Linked DNA regions of Homo sapiens: region 1 is linked to region 2. The links are chromatin contacts, found by Hi-C or POLR2A ChIA-PET in ENCODE. All regions are on one chromosome and are shown on one strand. The core of a region is the stretch at or near the end of the contact, and the rest is flanking DNA. Distances in the headings are between cores, read along the strand shown.

Region 1 (5,908 bases), core at 740-3,239, 220 kb before region 2:
TTTGCTAGACAATTACATCTTCCTAATGCGTATGAACTTCTAGGAGTACAACAGTTAATAACATCTTTTCTTTTTTTTTTTTTTGAGATGGAGTCTGGCTCTGTTGCCCAGGCTGGAGGGCAGTGGCGCAGTCTCGGCTCACTGCAATCTCCACCTCCCGGATTCAAGAGTAGCTGGGACTACAGGTGTGTGCCACCATGCCTGGCTTTTTTGGTATTTTTAGTAGAGACGGGGTTTCACCATGTTGGCCAGTCTGGTCTCGAACTTCTGACTGCAAGTGATCACCCATCTCGGCCTCCCAACAAGAGTTTAACACCTTTAACCCACAGGGCTCCTAGTACCCAACAGGCTCAGAGCTTTGTGAATGCCATAAAAAGAGAAGATTCTGGGGTTACTCATGAAACTATTCCTAAGAGGCACATTTGGGAATAATATCTAAGGGTAGAGAGTGTGTCTGAGATGGAAGGACACAGGGAGATAAAGACTCACCATTCCCAGCATCCCAAAGGGGGAGACAGCTCCAGCCTACAGGAACACATGAGGAACAGAAATTAGAGACCACATCCTATCTCTTTACAATCCCAAACCAGGCCCATGGCCTCAATTTTTTTCCATCCTCTCAAAAGGGAGTCACAAAGCCCTTTTTCCTGACCCTTTCCCCAACTCCTAGAGCATTTCACTTGCTCAGTTGGCTGTAGTGCAAGAAAATTAAGTGCTTTCCTAACTAACCTCCAACCTTTCTTTGGGTCTCAGGTGTGTCTCAGCATCATTACCTGCTGCATCCGGCGGCTGGCAGGCCTGGTCCCTGGCATGTTGCCATCTGTGATGCTGAGGAAGGGGCTATATCCAAAGCCACCTGACAACATACGGCTCATATGCTGACGGTGAATAGCAAAGGGATCCCTGTGGAGTGAGCACATAGTATGGATGGCAGAAGCGCCAAACTGTCAATCCCTCCACCACCCTGCAAAAAAATACGCACAGAGCAACAGTGGCACCGATGCCTACTTCCTGCTAGGTAGGAGCTAGGTATCCAGCCAGTTCCAACCATTCCTAGCAATGGGAACCCCGATGTCTGCCTGAACTGCTCAGAGACCTGGAGTGGGAGAGCTTGAGGGGGAGGGAATACTCACATCAGGAACATGGGATCCTCAGGCTCCACGTCCCTCATGAAGCGGAACATCCTGATCTCAGCTCCAGGGGGCTCCACACTGGAAAGATATGGAAGCTCAGATACTTGGAGGTGGCCAGGGTTTTGCACACCCACTCAGTGTGGGGACTCTCAGAGCACTGTCCTTTCCAAATCCTGTAACTGACCCCCTAAACTCCAGGGAGACCCTACTCCAGGTGTTCCACACAACCCTCTAGGGAGGGAAGGGCTCTTCAAACCTCTTTCTCAATTAGGGCCATGGAAAATTTTTCCAACCCTCTCGGTTTTTCCCTCCCCCACTCAGAGCCATCCTCTTCCCAAAGCTCTGGCCGGTAGCATACTCTCCCCTCCTCCCGCCGACGACACCGTTCTAGATGAGAATGCCAAGTGCAGGTCCTCCGCCCCATTAATGACCCCAGTCACCCCGCCCCCTCCTTACACTCAGGCCTCCCCCAGGCGGGCCTCACTAAGCCCCCCGCGCCTGTCTGCGACTCCTCTAGCTCCCGCCTCCCCGCCAGGCGAGCAGGAGAGGTAGGCCTGAGCCTCTCCTCTCCCCACCCCGCATCCCGGGCTCCCAGACCCTGCAGCCCCGTGGGCCCGCTCCCGTCCGGGGCTGCCAGCTCTGCCCGAGCCTCACCAGTGCCCGATTCGGGCTCAGCGGCCCATCCGGCCGGTTTCGCTTCCCGGTACGCTGCAGGGTCAGGGTCGCGGCCCGGAACGTGGGGATTGGTCCGGGCTTGAGCTCCTCGGCCTTCCACGCCGCCTCCTCCCACAGCTGCCACCTCCGTACGGCCCCCTCGGCCAACGGAGCCCGAACCTCGGCCAGGCCCGGGCGGAAGTGACGTCACGATAGACCCGCCCACCCGGGGCCGGGCCGTGGGAGCCCCGCCCCCTGGCGCGGGTGGTGAGATGGCTGGGGCCGAGTCCCAGGGGCGCCGGGGCCATGGGCCAAGCTCAGGGGAGCAGAGCCTGAGGCCGAGAGGGGTCCCCTGGGCACGAAGAAGGGGAGCTCATTAGTAACCTCGATTTGGGTTCTGTGGACTGGAAGAGGCTCCCATAAGGCAGGGGAGGAGAAGGAGAAGAGGAATCCATTCTTCGGGAGGGACCGGGTTGGAGGTTGAACCTGGGGGCGCAGTGCAGCACGTTCTCTCTCCCTCCTCAAGGGGAAACTGGAGGACGAGGGGCAGATGCCCCTTGGGGAGAGGCGGGCGCTCTGTGGGCGACGAGGCGGGGCGGATCCCTGGGGGGAGCTTTAAGCCGACTCTACTGGAGAAGCAGTCTACCCTAGAGGGAGGATGGGCAGTTTTCCTGCGGGGGAGGCGCTTGGGCCTGTCCCCGCTTGAGGAGGAGCGTTCCTGGCAGGGCGGAGTCCCCGGAGTGACGCAGAGGAGGTGAAACTCTCCAGCCCAGATCTAGTTCGGGCTTCAGAAAGTCGGATGGGGCAGAGGATCCAGGTTGGGGGGTTGGCCGCCAGATGGCGCTCCTCGGCCAGGCTGGAACCGGAGGCCCTTGAGAACTCGCGTTGGAGAGGGACCTGGACCCTCCCCCGTTACCCATCTGTGAAGGGTTGGACTGGGGAAAGGCTACAGTTCTGAATCTATTAGTTTAATGCCACTCTCCCCTTCCTTTTACTCTAATTCTTGTGTCCTCAAGAGCTCCCAGTCCTGCACTGACCTTTCTTGGTTGCTTTCTTAGGTCAAAGGTCTAAAGTTTGGGGGAACAAAGGAGTGGAGAGCTCAGTTAACCTGGATCACCCAGGGGAGGAGCTAAAACGGGGCCCAGAAGACCTGCCTCCAAGGCCAGAGACTGATACTTTGACATACTAAATGTCTTGCATAAAATCTGGCTCTGCTGGAGAGAAGGGCCTTCCCCTTTGGGGTCAGGGCATTTGGACTGTCTAGGATGGACTTTAACCAGACTCATCCAAACTCCAGCTTTCCCTGGTTCTTTACTCTGGCTTTTAGCCATATTAGTGCTGTGTGGAGTCTGACCCAATGAGAAAGACTTGTTCCCAGTAATTCCCTGGGGGAGAAAGAGGGGGTCCCTGGTGACTCAGGAAAAGGTGCTAGGAACAGGGCTTCTCACGTTTCTTTGGACTTGATCATTATTAAAGAGGAAAAAACAATAATAGAGACAGGGAGCAGAGATAGATAATTAAGATATAAGCTGACAGACTGGCAAGTCAAAGGAAAACAGACAGAATACAAGTAAATTTGTTTTTCATTGCTATTTCTGGGGGAAGAGACTTAGTAAAATCTTCTGTCTTCCAGATCTCTGCACTTCCCACCATGCAACTTCCCCTTATCCTCTTGCCCCAAATGAAAGCAGTTTGACATGTGATCAAGAGTTGTCCCAGTAAAGGTTCTGTGGCTGAAACTTAACTAAAGAGATCCTATCCATTTTTTTTCTTTTGTCCTCTCCTCCTTCTAAAGCAAGTTCTTTATTGTCCAGCCAATCAACAAATGTTTAAGGCCTGGCGCAGTGGCTCACGCCTGTAATCCCAACACTTTGGGAGGCTGAGGCGGGCACATCACAAGATCAGGAGTTCGAGACCAGCCTGACCAACAAAGTGAAATCCAGTCTCTACTAAAAATACAAAAATTAGCTGGGCGTGGTGGCACATGTCTGTAATCCCAGCTACTCAGGAAGCTGAGGCAGGAGAATCGCTTGAACCCAGGAGATGGAGATTGCAGTGAGCCAAGATTGTGCCACTGCACTCCAGCCTGGGCGACAGTGAGACTCCGTCTCAAAACAACAACTACAACAAAAACGAAAATTAGCCGGGCATGGTAGCAAGCACCTGTAATCCCACAAGTAGGCTGAGGCAGGAGAATCACTTGAGCCTGGGAAGTGGAGGTTGCAGTGAGCCGAGATCACGCCATTGCACTCCAGCCTGGGGGATGGAGCGAGACTCTGTTCCAAAAAAAATAAAAATAAAAATAAAAAGCAAATGTTTAATGAGGCCTGGAACTGTCCTAGGTACATTGTATTAAGCATACATACAAAATATAAGACACGGTCTCTGCCAATTGAAGGCATACAGTCTTGTAGCCACCTTTTTCTTTTTTAGTTACCTGTTATCCGTTTTTTTGTTTTTTTTTTAATTAAATTGTAGAGATGGGGAGTTTCATCATGTTGCCCAGGCTGGTCTCAAACTCCTGAGCTCAAGTGATTCGCCCAAACTTGGCCTCCCAAAGTGCTGGGATTACAGACATGAACCACTGTGCTCAGCCACCTGCTATCCTTTACGTACCGCCTTTAGGTGCCTAGAGTCCTTTCTCTTCTTCCTTCCAAAACTTAAGAATCTGCTGGCCAGGCGCGGTAGCTCACGCCTGTAATCCCAGCACTTTGGGAGGCCGAGGTGGTTGGATCACTTGTGGTCAGGAGTTCGAGACTAGCCTGGCCAACCTGGCCAACATGGCAAAACCCTGTCTCTACTAAAAATACAAAAAAATTAGCCAGGCATAGTGGCACGTGCCTGTACTCCCAGCTACTTGGGAGGCTGAGGCATGAGAATCGCTTGAACCCAGCAGCAGAGGTTGCAATGAGCCGAGATCTTGCCACTGCACTCCAGCCTGGGCGACAGAGCAAGGCTCCGTCTCAATAAAAAAAAGAAAAAAAAAAAAGGAAATTGTTGGCCAGGCACAGTGACTCACACCTGTAATTCCAACACTTTGGGAAGCCAAGGCAGGAGGCTCGTTTGAGCCCTGGAGTTGGAGACCAGCCTGAGCAACATAGTGAGACGTTGTCTCTTCAGTAAAAAAAATTAGCCAGGTGTGGTGGTGTGTGCCTGTAGTCCCAGCTACTTGGGAGGCTGCGGTGGGAGGATTGCTTGAGCCATAATCACACCACTGCACTCCAGCCTGGGAGACAGAGCAAGGCCCTGTCTCTAAAAAAGAAAAAAAGAAAAAAAAAAAACCTCTTGAACAGGTGAGGATGAAAGAGCAAATGCAAGAGCCCATTTTCAGAGTTCTTGGAGACATACCATATAGGCAGTTGTCTACTCCAGGAATTAAAGGGATGTAATTTTGCAAGTAACCAGAGTTTGTGTCTGTCTTCCTTCTCCGGGTCTCTCCCTCTCCTTCATTTCCTTTCCTCTCTTCTCCTTCACTCTCTTCCTCTCTCCCTTCCTCCATCCCTCTTGTCTTTTCCCTCTCTCCCTCCCTCTTTTTTTTTTTTTTTTTTTTGAGACGGAGTCTCACTCTGTCGCCCAGGCTGGAGTGCAGTGGCACGATCTCGGCTCACTGCAAGCTCCGCCTCCCGGGTTCACGCCATTCTCCTACCTCAGCCTCCCGAGTAGCTGGGACTACAGGTGCCCGCACACCTGGCTAATTTTTTTATATTTTTAGTAGAGACAGGGTTTCACCGTGTTAGCCAGGATGGTCTTGATCTCCTGACCTCGTGATCTGCCCGCCTCAGCCTCCCAAAGTGCTGGGATTACAGGCATGAGCCACAGTGCCCGGCCCTTTCTTTCTTTATCTTTCTTTCTCTCTCTCTCTCTTTTTCCTTCCTCCCTCTCCTCTCCTCTTTTTCTTTCTTTCTTTTTCTTTCTTTCTTTTCTTCTCCTTCCTTCCTCTTTTTTTTTTTTTCAGAGTTTTGCTCTTGTTGCCCAGGCTGCAGTGCAAAGGCATGATCTCGGCGCACCACAACCTCCGCCTCCCAGCTTGGGTTCAAGTGATTCTCCTGCCTCAGCCTCCGGAGTAGCTGGGATTACAGGCATGTGCCACCACGCCTGACTAATTTTGCATTTTTAGTAGA
Region 2 (5,715 bases), core at 634-3,133:
CTGTGAAGCCTTGAACTGCAAACCCCGTCACCAGCAGAGCTGACTACTCTTTCCCCCTCTGTACTCTGTGCAACCTCTAACGTGGGCGCTTTCGTGCTGTACCGTAATCATGTCTCCTGTAAGGACTTGGGGGACAAGAATTGTGTTTAATGAATCTTTTATTCCCAGGGCCCAGTCTAGTAAATGAATAAGCGACCTGCACTAGGTATAGCACAAAGAAGTACATTACAGGTTACAGGTGAGCTACCTGACCCAGGGTGTATATGTGTGCGTGGGTGGGGAGGAGGAAGAGGTCTGGGGAACTCAAAGGCACGGCTTTTATGTATGGTCTAGAAGGAGAGAACAGGTGAACTAGTCAAGCTTAGGGACAAACTTCTCCAGAACAGAGTGTACTAGTGGATGTAACTGTAGATATAGTAAGTCAAGCAGTTAGAAAAAAAAGGCTTTAAAACAAAGCTTTGATCTAGGCAGTGAACAAGACGAGGGACAAACAATACTCTTATTGAATACACGTCAGGGAGGAGACAGTAAAAAGCACGCAAACACAGTGTGTTCAGAATTTGCTGCTTTGACCCCAGGAGGCAGGTATTTTTGTTACAGCTCTTGCAGATGTGGAAAGAGGCCTAAAGGCCTGACACTACCATATTCCCCTGGGGTTTCTTGCCAGCTACCTTGATCATCCCACCTGCCATGTGATTACCAAGTGCTCAGACCTACCTTTGGAGCCTGTAGGGGAGGAGATTTTTCGAGGTCTGGCCCGAATGTCATAGATAATGGGGTACTGGAACCAAGGGATCCTGGAGAGGACAGGGATAGGTATTAAGAGGCCACAGTTTCGGCCGGGCGCGGTGGCTCACGCCTGTAATCCCAGCACTTTGGGAGGCCGAGGCGGGCGGATCATTTGAGGTCAGGAGTTCGAGACCAGCTTGATCTACATAGTGAAACCCCGTCTCTACTAAAATACAAAAATTAGCCGGGCGTGGTGGCGGGCGCCTGTAATCCCAGCTACTCGTGAGGCTGAGGCAGGAGAATCGCTTGAAATCAGGAGGCGGAGGTTGCAGTGAGCCGAGATCGCGCCACTGCACTCCAGCCTGGGCGACAGAGCAAGACTCCCTCTCCAAAAAAAAAAAAAGAAAAGGCCGCAGTTTCACTAGCCTTGCCCGGTTTCCCCTCACCACGCGTTTTTTGGCCTGCTCCTCTCCACGACCACAGACAAGGAGAGATTCTCTTGTCCCTCTGGAAAACAACAGTTTGTATGCTGCTGGAGGTTCTCGCAGCACCCACTATCCTAGGGGCAGGGATGAGGAGGGTGGGAAAAGAGCAGCGTTGAATCCTGTTGCACGTCCGACTATAGCCACTGCTGGGTCGGCGTCAAGGGTGAAAGGTCAGGGTCAGCAGGCTCTGCCCGCCATTACCTGAAGTGAAGGCCCTCGGCCAGGATAGTGTCCTGCTGCACTCCACCGATCCGATTGAAGAAGATGGCTCTGTGCCCGCCTTCCACTGTGGGGAGATGGGTGGTGATCAGGCCAGGCCGCTGCTCAGAGGAAATGCTAGGCCCGTGGAGGGGCGCGGGGACAGGGCAAGGGGTTTGGGGGAGGGACTGGAAGCGTCCGGCGAGCAGGCGGAGGTTGCTCACCGGTGAACACAGATTCGCGCACACCGTAGGCCACGGCGCCGGCCCCCAGCAACAGCTTCAGGGCCGTGCCCATGCCCCGGGGCCCGGCGGGCAGCCGTCCCGCCAAGTCCTTCAAGTTCTGGGCCATGTCTGATCTTGAGGCCGGCGGCACTGGAGGTCAGAAGGGGGTGCCGGCCCGCCTCTACCCCGCTCCGGCTTAGGTACTGCACCCTTCACACGAGGGTTCGGGCCCGTAAGGCTGGCGAAAGAAAGGGCAGCGGAAGTGCGCTCCCTTTGAAACCCTCCCCCTTAGCCCACTACGGACCCGAACTTCGCGCACAGGAATCGCGCATACGGAAGTCCCGCCCCTTTCTGGAAGGCTGCCCTCCCAGGGAGGGCAGCGCAAGACAGCAAGTCATCTCCATTTCCTGGCCCACTTTCAAAATGGCAGCCGGAAGGAAATTTGTGATTAGAAGCCGCGCTGTTCTTATTTAAGAGCGTTAGCGCAACTTCCGGTATTGTTGCAAGATGGCCGCGCCCAGTGATGGATTCAAGCCTCGTGAACGAAGCGGTGGGGAGCAGGCACAGGACTGGGATGCTCTGCCACCCAAGCGGCCCCGACTAGGGGCAGGAAACAAGATCGGAGGCCGTAGGCTTATTGTGGTGCTGGAAGGGGCCAGTCTGGAGACAGTCAAGGTAGTTTGGGACAGGAAGTGGAGAAGTAGTAAATCGATAGGTTGGGACTCCGTGGAATGAGGGTAAGGGGCCCAGAGTGGATGTAGAAAGCAGAGAGGGGTGAAAGATGCTTTTGAAGGAAGGTGGCTTGGTTGGCTTTGCGTTGATTTGACATCCTGGGATGGTAGTACTCATTTTTCTTTCTTTTTTTTTTTTTTTTTGAGACGGAGTCTCGCTCTGTCGCCCAGGCTGGAGTGCAGTTGCGCGACCTCGGCTCACTGCAACTTCTGCCTCCCGCCTTCAAACAGTTCTCCTGACTCAGCCTCTGGAGTAGCTGGGACTACAGGCAGGTGCCACCACGCCCGGCTAATTTTTTTGTATTTTTAGTTCAGATGGGGTTTCACCATGTTGGCCACGCTGGTCTCGAACTCCTGACCTCAAGTGATCCGCCCGCCTCGGCCTCCCAAAGTGTTGGGATTAGAGGCGTGAGCCACTGTGCCCGGCCGGTAGTACTCATTTTCTTTTGCTCTTTTTGAATGATATTCTAGCCCTCACCTCCTTGCTTCCAATTGGTTTACCAGGATTCTGTGGTATAGTAGTCTAAGCAGAGGAAAGTTTCGTTCCTTGCGTCATTCCACATCCCAAGACAAGTTACTGGGCAGATGAGAAACGTAGTTATGTAGCCTAGTCTGCCCACACTTTTTGTAAGGGCTTCGTGTTTCAATTCATTAGTATCCATAGTCACCTCTCTCTAATATCCACCTATGATACACTGTCCAGACCTGGTTATTATTTAAAACTTTTACATCTGCATTTTTATCTATCATTCATCTCTTTCCCCACATGTAATAGAACCAGCAGTTCTCTATCTTAAAGCCTTGGGCAGTGTTCTTCCTCCTCCTTTCTCTTACCCGTTAGAACTAATTGAATAGGCCCAGAAGAAATCGCATTGGTTTAGAAGTCAGGCCAGGATTTTAATCTTCGTTCTAAATACACTTTTTTTTTTTTTTTTTTTTGAGATGGAGTCTCAGTCTCTACCAGGCTGGAGTGCAGTGGCACGATCTTGGCTCACTGCAGCCTCCGCCTCCCGGGTTCAATCGATTCTCCTGCCTCAGCCTCCAGAGTAGCTGGGATTACAGGCCTGCGCCTGTAATCTATTAAAAGAATAGAAAACATGATTATATCCTACTAATGGGTTGAAACTGTATTATTCATTCAAGAAGGTTTTTTTCTTCTATAACTAAGGGTGTCTCATGGACTTAGTTCTTGGTCATTTGTTCTTTGTGCTCTCTGTGACATTACTTCAACTATTCAATTTCAAAATCTACATCCCTTTTTTCGCAGACTTTTTGGAGCCATATATCTCAAGAATGTTGCTAGACATATACATTCCAGTGATACATAAAAACTTAACCTTCCAAAACTTGTATTTGTATATAACAGTTTGTTTTTAGACTTTTTACTGACCACCCTAATGCTCCTTGGGACTCCAAATTGCAACTTGGAATTATTTCTTTTAGCTGCTACAGATGTAGTCCACTTCTTTAACATCAAACTTCTGATGTCTTTTCCAGTGTACAGAGAGTTGTTAGGATAGTGTCTGTCAGTCATTCCCATCCTGCCCTGCTTACTCCAGAATTATTTTTGGCTTTGTGCTTGATACATTAGGATTCTGTGGTTTACAAAGCAGCTTCATATATAATCACTGCCCTTTAGTGTCTCAGCTCCCAATTTTCCTCAAAATTTCCTTTCTTCGTTTCCACTTTTTCTTTTTTGTTTCTTTTTTGAGATAGGGTCTTGCTCTGTTGCCTGGGCAACAGAGTGCAGTGGTGTGATGGTTCACTGCAGCCTCTACTTCCCTGGCTCAAGCAGTCCTCCCACCTCATCCTCCTGAGTAACTGGGACTGCCAGCAAATGGCACTGCGCCTGGCTAATTTTTTTTTTTTTTTTTGTGAGACAGGGTCCCACCGTGTTGCCCAGGCCGGTCTCAAATTCCTGGGCTCAAGTGATCCTTCCACCTCGGCCTCCTAAAGTGTTGGGATCACAGGCATAAGCCACCACACCTGGCTACTTTGTCTTGATTCCATCTGTACCTTTGCTCATGCCAGTCTTTCTTTTTTCTTTTTTTTGAGACAGGGTCTTGCTGGAGTGCAGTGGTACAGTCTTGGCTCACTGCAATCTCTGTCTCCTGGGCTCAAGCCATCCTCCCACCTTAGCCTCCCAAGTAGCTAGGACTACAGGCATGTGCCACCATGCCCAGCTAATTTTTGTATTTTTAGTAGAGATGGGGTTTCGCCATGTTGCCCAGGCTGGTCTTGAACTCCTGACCTTAAGTGATTTGCCTGCCTTGGCCTCCCAGAGTGCTGGGATTACAGCCGTGAGCCACTGCATCTGCCCCCATGCCCGTCTTAAAACTGGGAATAACCCCTCTTCCTTTTACTTCTGAGAGTTTTCTTTGATTAAACTGCCTCCTGCATCATTAGTTTTCACATTTCTTTTTTTTGAGATGGAGTCTCGCTCTGTTGCCCGGGCTGGAGTGCAGTGGCGCTGCAAGCTCCGCCTCCTGGGTTCATGCCATTCTCCTGCCTCTGCCTCCCAAGTAGCTGGGACTACAGGCGCCTGCCACCATGCCCGGCTAATTTTTTATATTTTTAGTAGAGATGGGGTTTCACCGTGTTAGCCACGATGGTCTCAATCTCCTGACCTTGTGATCTGCCCGCCTCGGCCTCCCAAAGTGCTGGGATTACAGGCGTGAGCCACCACGCCCGGCCTTCACATTTCTTGTTCAGATTTGCAGCTCTTCACTTAGTGCATGTTTGGTGTACGCAAACTGAGGGTGGTGACTCGATATTTTGCACAGTACCTACTTACTGCTCCTGTAATAAACACAGCATTCAGCCTTGCTAACTACTAACTCCTGCCTAGTTCCAGGATGTCTCATTGGCCTTGCCTAACAGCCACAGGTTTTTTAATTAAATCCAGTGTATTAGTAGATAATGTGAAGTCACAGGTTGTGCCCTTCCTCCTGTTTCCCTCTCAGACCATTCACTGGGGAGTGCAAATAAGGCTGCACAGTAATCCCCCGAAGGGCTTGCTGGGCTCCACCCCCAGTGTTCCTGGTTTAGTAGGTCTAGGGTGGGCCTGAGAATTTGCCTAACAAGTTTCCAGGTGCAGCTGCTGCTGGTAGTTTGGGGACCACACTTGAAGAACCACGGGGCTAGGTAACAGAAGCTTATGCTGTTCTCTCGTCATGTTCCCTGTTCTTCAGGTAGGGAAGACATATGAGCTACTCAACTGTGACAAGCACAAGTCTATATTGTTGAAGAATGGACGGGACCCTGGGGAAGCGCGGCCAGATATCACCCACCAGGTAACTCCAGGGACAGTGCTCACAACCCTTTGAGCCTCTGTATGGAAGGGTTGGC

The links. A loop is a pair of places that touch in the nucleus more often than their neighbours do. ChIA-PET counts read pairs that join two places held with the same protein, here RNA polymerase II (POLR2A). Pooled maps may share reads with other maps.
Region 1: a map of B cell shows a loop between it and region 2 (20-fold over the local background). The contact joins the promoter of MLF2 here to the promoter of PHB2 in region 2. A Hi-C loop is called at or near these places in 7 of 168 maps with a recorded cell type or tissue (A673, B cell, CD8-positive, alpha-beta T cell and 3 more), 2 of 37 single-sample maps with no recorded cell type and 12 of 50 pooled maps. POLR2A ChIA-PET finds 5 or more read pairs at or near these places in 5 of 52 experiments (HEK293, HEK293T, MCF 10A and 2 more).

The regions. Positions count from the first base shown.
Region 1 is chr12:6,751,152-6,757,059 of GRCh38, forward strand. MLF2 (myeloid leukemia factor 2) reads right to left here and starts at 1,990. Exons shown (of 9, transcript NM_001382226.1): 1 at 1,788-1,990; 2 at 1,134-1,211; 3 at 774-903; 4 at 490-525. The coding sequence starts at 1,183. RefSeq lists a silencer at 1,887-2,126 and enhancers at 2,297-2,346, 2,377-2,546.
Region 2 is chr12:6,968,781-6,974,495 of GRCh38, forward strand. PHB2 (prohibitin 2) reads right to left here and starts at 1,884. Exons shown (of 10, transcript NM_001144831.2): 1 at 1,637-1,884; 2 at 1,416-1,500; 3 at 718-797. The coding sequence starts at 1,763. EMG1 (EMG1 N1-specific pseudouridine methyltransferase) reads left to right here and starts at 2,133. Exons shown (of 6, transcript NM_006331.8): 1 at 2,133-2,311; 2 at 5,559-5,660. The coding sequence starts at 2,144. RefSeq lists enhancers at 1,808-2,410, 1,931-2,000, 2,091-2,270, 2,321-2,440.